Regions from separate parts of the Homo sapiens genome. Here region 2 is linked to region 1. Evidence: chromatin contacts called from ENCODE Hi-C data. All regions are on one chromosome and are shown on one strand. The core of a region is the stretch at or near the end of the contact, and the rest is flanking DNA. Distances in the headings are between cores, read along the strand shown. Region 1 overlaps CTBP2 (C-terminal binding protein 2). Region 2 overlaps LHPP (phospholysine phosphohistidine inorganic pyrophosphate phosphatase).

What was found. A loop is a pair of places that touch in the nucleus more often than their neighbours do. Pooled maps may share reads with other maps.
Region 2: a loop to region 1 is called in a map of mammary epithelial cell, with 8 times the contacts of the local background. The contact joins two enhancer-like sites. A Hi-C loop is called at or near these places in 5 of 168 maps with a recorded cell type or tissue (K562, dorsolateral prefrontal cortex, gastrocnemius medialis and 2 more), 6 of 37 single-sample maps with no recorded cell type and 14 of 50 pooled maps.

What each region holds. Positions count from the first base shown.
Region 1 is chr10:125,044,455-125,047,389 of GRCh38, reverse strand. All of the region lies in intron 2 of CTBP2 (C-terminal binding protein 2), which reads left to right. Among named protein-coding and RNA genes, the nearest start is that of MIR4296, 13 kb to the right of the region's middle. Within about 2 kb of position 1,474, at least 19 of the 41 ENCODE cell types and tissues checked have a DNase peak (open chromatin) inside an H3K27ac peak, as active enhancers do.
Region 2 is chr10:124,532,896-124,535,824 of GRCh38, reverse strand. All of the region lies in intron 6 of LHPP (phospholysine phosphohistidine inorganic pyrophosphate phosphatase), which reads right to left. Among named protein-coding and RNA genes, the nearest start is that of LHPP, 73 kb to the right of the region's middle. RefSeq lists enhancers at 1,666-2,198, 2,199-2,732. Within about 2 kb of position 1,429, at least 8 of the 41 ENCODE cell types and tissues checked have a DNase peak (open chromatin) inside an H3K27ac peak, as active enhancers do.

The DNA of each region.
Region 1 (2,935 bases), core at 225-2,724:
CTGGTGGAACCACTTCTGTCTGCCTAAAATTTGAGATCACTAATTTTTTTTATCTGTTCAACCAGTCTTCTCGGCTACAGATCAAAATTTTCATGCCAGAGTAGGAAAGAGAAAACTAGAAAAGGAAAAATTGATCTGCATTCCTGATTCCTCAAGTCTAAACAGACAGGAATAAGAGGTGTCATTTAGTTTGTTTGCTTATTTGCTTTTATCCCTTTTTTTTTGCTTAACCTTTATTATTAAATAACACTATTAAAACTAATATACAGTTTATTTTTAAGGCATATTTGGAAGACAAGTTCTTTTAAACTGTGTGAAAATCCTAAACACAAGAATGGCTCATTTTCTTTAGCAACAAAGACCAACACTTAATTTCCATTATGACACAAATCAAACAACCAATTAGGAAAATCACAAATTCTTTCTGCTCAAGTCTTCTGTTCTTGATTATAGCTTTTAGCAAGTGAAAATATTTAGAATTTTGGAGTCTTGCATTTAACACGAGGAAATGTATTTTCGTGTGCTAACAACCCTTAACCAAAACGGGAGGATTTACTCAGCTTTGTTGGCCAAGGGAAAGCCTGGTTTTTAGATTTGCTCACCTCCTTCTGTGTGGCAGCCCAGAGCCTCATAGTGTGCCCTCTCCTAGCACTGACTCCATGTGCTCAGAGACTTGCTGTGTACATTTCTTTGATGTTTCTTACTCTGTGTAACTTACAGGGGCTTCACTTTTAATTTTTTGGTCATTTCAAAGCCCCTAAGAATGTTTTGGTGGGAGTTAGATGGACAGAACAGAATCACAGATCCACATTCCTTAGCCTCATATCCAAATTCTTTTTTTTTTTTTTTTTTGAGATAGAGTCTCACTCTGTCACTCAGGCTGGAGTGCAGTGGCGGGATCTCAGCTGACTACAACCTACACTTCCTGGGTTCAAGCGATTCTCATGCCTCAGCCTCCCCAGTAGCTGGGATTACAGGCGTGCACCACCATGCCTGGCTAATTTTTTGTATTTTTAGTAGAGATGGGGTTTCACCATGTTGGCCAGGCTGGTCTCGAACTTCTGACCTCATGTGATCCACCCTCCTTGGCCTCCCAGTGTGCTAGGATTACAGGTATGAGCCACTACGCCTGGCCCTCATATCCAAATTCTAAAATACTCTGATAGCGGCAGAATTTGACCTGCCCTAAATTGTTGAGTCTATTTTTTATATTCTTTCTTAATGCAGTTGGGTCAGTATGATTATCTGTTCTGGCACAGGCATTTAGATGATTTGGGGGGTACACCGTAATAGATTGTGGAAGCCATGTATTTTTTTTTTAAACCCAAGCACTTGTGAATTCTGTAGCATACCTAGCCTTGGGGTGTGGGAAGTGGATTGTAGCCCTGTGTTGGCTACAGCTGGGTTTCCTGCATTGCATCAGCCCTAGGGAATTAGAGGGTGGGGCCCTTGGAACTGATCGAGGGCATGTGACCAGGGTGTGACCATGTCACTCTGGGGTTGGGCTGCTGGGTGCTCCCTGGGGAAATATGAGCTCCCTAGCCTTTCTTTGATGGTGGAACCAGAGTGAAACTTCAATGTGTATATTAGAAAGGGTCACGACTGGGCTTGGTGGCTCACGCCTGTAATCCCAGCACTTTGGGAGGCCGAGGGGTCAGGACACCTGAAGTCAGGAGTTTGAGACCAGCCTGGCCAACGTGGTGAAACCCTGTGTCTACTAAAAATACAAAAATTTGCTGGGCTTGGTGGCTTGTGCCCAGCTACTTGGGAGGCTACAGCAGGAGAATCACTTGAACTCGAGAAGTGGAGGTTGCAGTCAGCTGAGATTCCCTGGGCAACAAAGTGAGAATCTGTCTCCAAAAAAGAAAGAAAGGGTCCTGCTAGTTACCTTTAGGGCATGGTATGGGGGCCCTTGGAGAGGGAGATTTTCCTGTACGCCTCTTTATTGGTAGTGTATAGGAAGTCAGACACCCTCTTAATTCCCAAAAACATAAAACTAAATTTGCAAAAATTAATAAATAATCAGGAAGCAATATTCACTTTTGGCCATTGTCTTAGTTCGGGCTGCTGTAAGAAAAATACCATCGACTGAGTGGCTTTATTTCTCACAGCTCTGGAGCCTAGGAAATGTAAAACTAATGATCTGGCAGATCCAGGATCTGGGAGGGCCTGCTTGCTGGCTGTAGACCTCCTGGCTGTATCCTCGCGTGGGGCAGCAAGATCATCTATTGGGTACTACGGACTGGGTAATAATCCTGTTCCTGAGGGCAGAGCCTCATGAATCACCTCCAGAGGCCCAGCACCCAGATACAATCACTGTGGGCATTAGGGTTTGCACATTCACGAATCCAGCATTCAGCATGGAAGAATTTTAGGGTACACAAGCATTCGGTCCATAGCTGCCGTTCTGAAAATTGGCTCCATTAAGCTCATTTCCTATCCTGATTTTCTCAAAAAGCTTCATTTCCTTCCTTTAAAGTACAGTTTTAGTAATTTTGTTATTAATTGTGGTGTTGCGGTTGCCATTTAATCAAAGGCTGGGCCAGTGCTTTTTGACCCACTGATCCCTGACTCCTTTAGGACGTTTATTTTGTTATATCTGGCTTTGCTGTTGCTTTAAGTTTGAGACAGGCTCTCACTGGGTGGCCCAGGCTGGAGTGCAGTGGCTTTATTCACAGGTGCGATCGTGGCACATCACAGCCTCAAGAGAGCTGCCCGTCTCAGCCTTCTGAGGAGGGAGACTAGAGGCACACGCCACTGTGCCCTGCTTATATCTGGTTTTTAGTAGTTTTTTCCAAGTGTAGTTTACAAAATAAAATGCTCATCACCCGTTCAGAAGATTCTACCCAGCTCTCTTCCTAAGAAAGACATCTGTTGCACAAGTTTGGCTTCTGAAGCCTATGGAATGTGCTCTTTTGAGGTGGCCTGAGCACAT
Region 2 (2,929 bases), core at 180-2,679, 510 kb after region 1:
CACTGAGCTGATTCAACAGGCCTGAGTGTCTCCTCCTGATACCTGGCCTCTGGCCCACAGGTCTTCACAGCATGCACCCCTAAAGGCCAGCAAGGTTTAAACACCCACCAGACTAGGCCAGGCATGGCGGCTCACGCCAAGCTAATTCCAGCACTTTGGGATCCCGATGTGGGAGAATCACTTGAGGCCAGGAGTTTAAGACCAGCTTGGGCAACATAGCAACAGCTTTGTCTCTACAAAAAAAAAAAAAATGTTTTTTTAATTAGCCAGGCATTGTGGCATGTGCCTATAGTCCCGGCTACTTGGGAGGCTGAGATGCGAGAATCTCATCAGAAGTCGAGGCTGCAGTGAGCTATGATTGCACCACTGCACTCCAGCCTGGGTGACAGAGCAAGACCATGTCTTAAAAATAAAATAAAAGCAAACCACAGGACTAACTTAAAGCTGTGTGGAAACAAATGGAACTGACAGTAACCACCACATGTGGCAGAGTGGTTCAGAGCATAGATGACGGAGTTCGACTCCCAGGGTTCAAAGGCTGTGTGACCTTAGGCAAGTTACTTAACCTCTCTGCAAAGTGAGGACGATGTCAGTTCTCTCTCATACAGGCGTCTGGTGGGTAAACAAGCTCATGGAACAATTTCTGGTGGAGTGGGTCCTGCATCTGTCACTGTTGCGATCAGTGTTTTCCCAACAACCTTAGGAAGAAGACATGTTGCTATCGCCACACACAGTGGCAACGCTGAGGCACAGAGAAGTTAAGTAACCACCTATGGCCACACAATCGAGAGAGGTTTCACCCCTAGGCCACAGCCCGGGTGCCTGCGTGCTGTAACAATAGGCGCCGAGGACCCAGGAAGGAATGTTTCCCATGGCGAAATCTTTCAGATGGAGTCCAGGACACCTGAGAAAATACCAGATTCCATTGCTCTTTCTTTCCCTTTCCTTTCCAGGCCTAGAACTACTTGTAAGGCCTCACTGCTACTTTATACGGTCAGGTCAACAAGATCCTCTCCACCTCGTGTCAGCCAAAGCCACACCACCGACAGCGCCAGCCTGGGGAGCACCCCCCTCGCCGCAGCAGGGCCCCAGCCCGAAGCCCCGAGAGCGCATAGGAACCTGCCAGGCACCGGGCGGGAAGGACGGGCGCTCACAGCGGTCTCGCCTGTCTCCCGGGGGCCTCACTGGGCCTCAGAGCTTCCTGCAAGGCCCCTCACGTGATCCGCTTTTACAGACAGGGAAGGAAGCATGCAGGGGTGAAGTGGCCCAGGCAGGTCAATGGTTAGGTCGTGGGTCTGAGATCTCATCCCCTGCCCTTGACCCCAAAGCCCAGGCCTTTCCCCGGCCCTAGGCCAGGGCTGGTCAGGCTGAGAGCCTCCGGACCTCCCGTCTAAGCCGTCCTCGGCCTCCGACGTGCCGGTGCTGCCCTCTTCCTGCCGTTGGCTCTCTGCAGAGTCACAGATACAGGAGACTAACAAAACAAACTAAAAGACAAGCTACCTGCCCTGCTGCGGTAGAGAAAGACAATCCAGCATCTGCCTCCAGCTGCTGAGCTCCCCAGCACCGGAGGAAAGACGGCCATGCCAAATTCCCGGCATGGGCCGCCAAGCCTATGACATGCAGGGCGTCTTCTCTGCAATTGTGGGTGGCCCATGCAGAGAGACTCTCCTGCGTCACACTCACTTATCACGCCTAGGGCCTCTGAGGGGTTTCCAACACAGCAAAGGGCTCTGCTTTGCCTGGCCCACTGCCCCCAAGCTCCCCACCCCAGGCCCCCTGCATCCCCCGCCCCAATCCCCAAACTCTGCCGTTAGAGCCTGCATGGGCAGGGCATCGACCAGGGCAGATGTGGTCCCTGCCAACCCAATGAGCCTCGACTCATGGGAAAGCCCTGAGCCCCTGTGTCACTCCCTATGCCTCAGCCCCTGCATTCCATATCCCACTGAGTCCTCCTCGCGCACCCCTGAGTCACTCCAGGCACACACTTGGGGTCTGGCCCTGGGCTGGGGCCCTCTGCAGCGTGGGACCCTTCAGGCCACATGGTCTTGTTCATCTCATCACCCTGCACACTGCGGAGCACACGGCAAGTGCCTGCAAAGCTGGGCTGTGTCTTGGATATAGTGCGGGTGGCAGAAGCGGGCCACCTGGGTGAGGACGGGGGGTTTGTCCACTCACACGGGGGTAAGGGAGGACAGAGGCAGGGAAGAGCCATCTCCTCCTCGCCATGCAGTAGGCCTTGACCTTTACTTATTTAAATGAAAAGTCAACGTTTCCAATCAAGCGCCTATCCTTCTGGGAGGGGCTGGTCCCCAAGGCGTGCCACACTCTGTCCGGGTGACACTGACTGCCACAAGGTCATCGGAAGTAAGGGAAGCCTCCAGGCTGTGCTTGGGCAGACGCTCTCCCCTCCCCATCCGAGGACACAAACTTTTGGGTGACATGGTCCATCCAACCCCCCACGCCCCTGCCGCCCCCAACTCTGCACAAAGTGAAGGCAGGAAGCCGCTCTGGGGGGTGCATTTTGCAAATCAGAGCACATGGTCCCTGGGCGAGTTTTCCAAGCCAAGCAGTCTCCCTCAATGGTCTCAGTTTATGGCCCTGTGGTTCTATCCAGAAGTGTTGGCCTGGCTGAATCTGCCCTCAGGAATATCTCAGATGCCTGCAGAGGCCAGGCTGACAACCCCAGGCCGTGATGCACCCAGCATTCCACTCCCATTGCTTCCCTGAACTACCTCCTGCAGCCATGTATTAATGGAGCTCCTGTAATAAAGGTGCTGAGGATACCTGGGAAGTAAGTCCAAAATAAGTCCATTTTACAGATGAGAAAACTGAGGCTCAGTGGTCTTCCTGCCAGCAAGCAGTGGGGCAAAGATTTGAGCCTGGGCTTCTTCTCATTTCCAAAGTACAAGTCCCAGCCCAGTCGAGCACC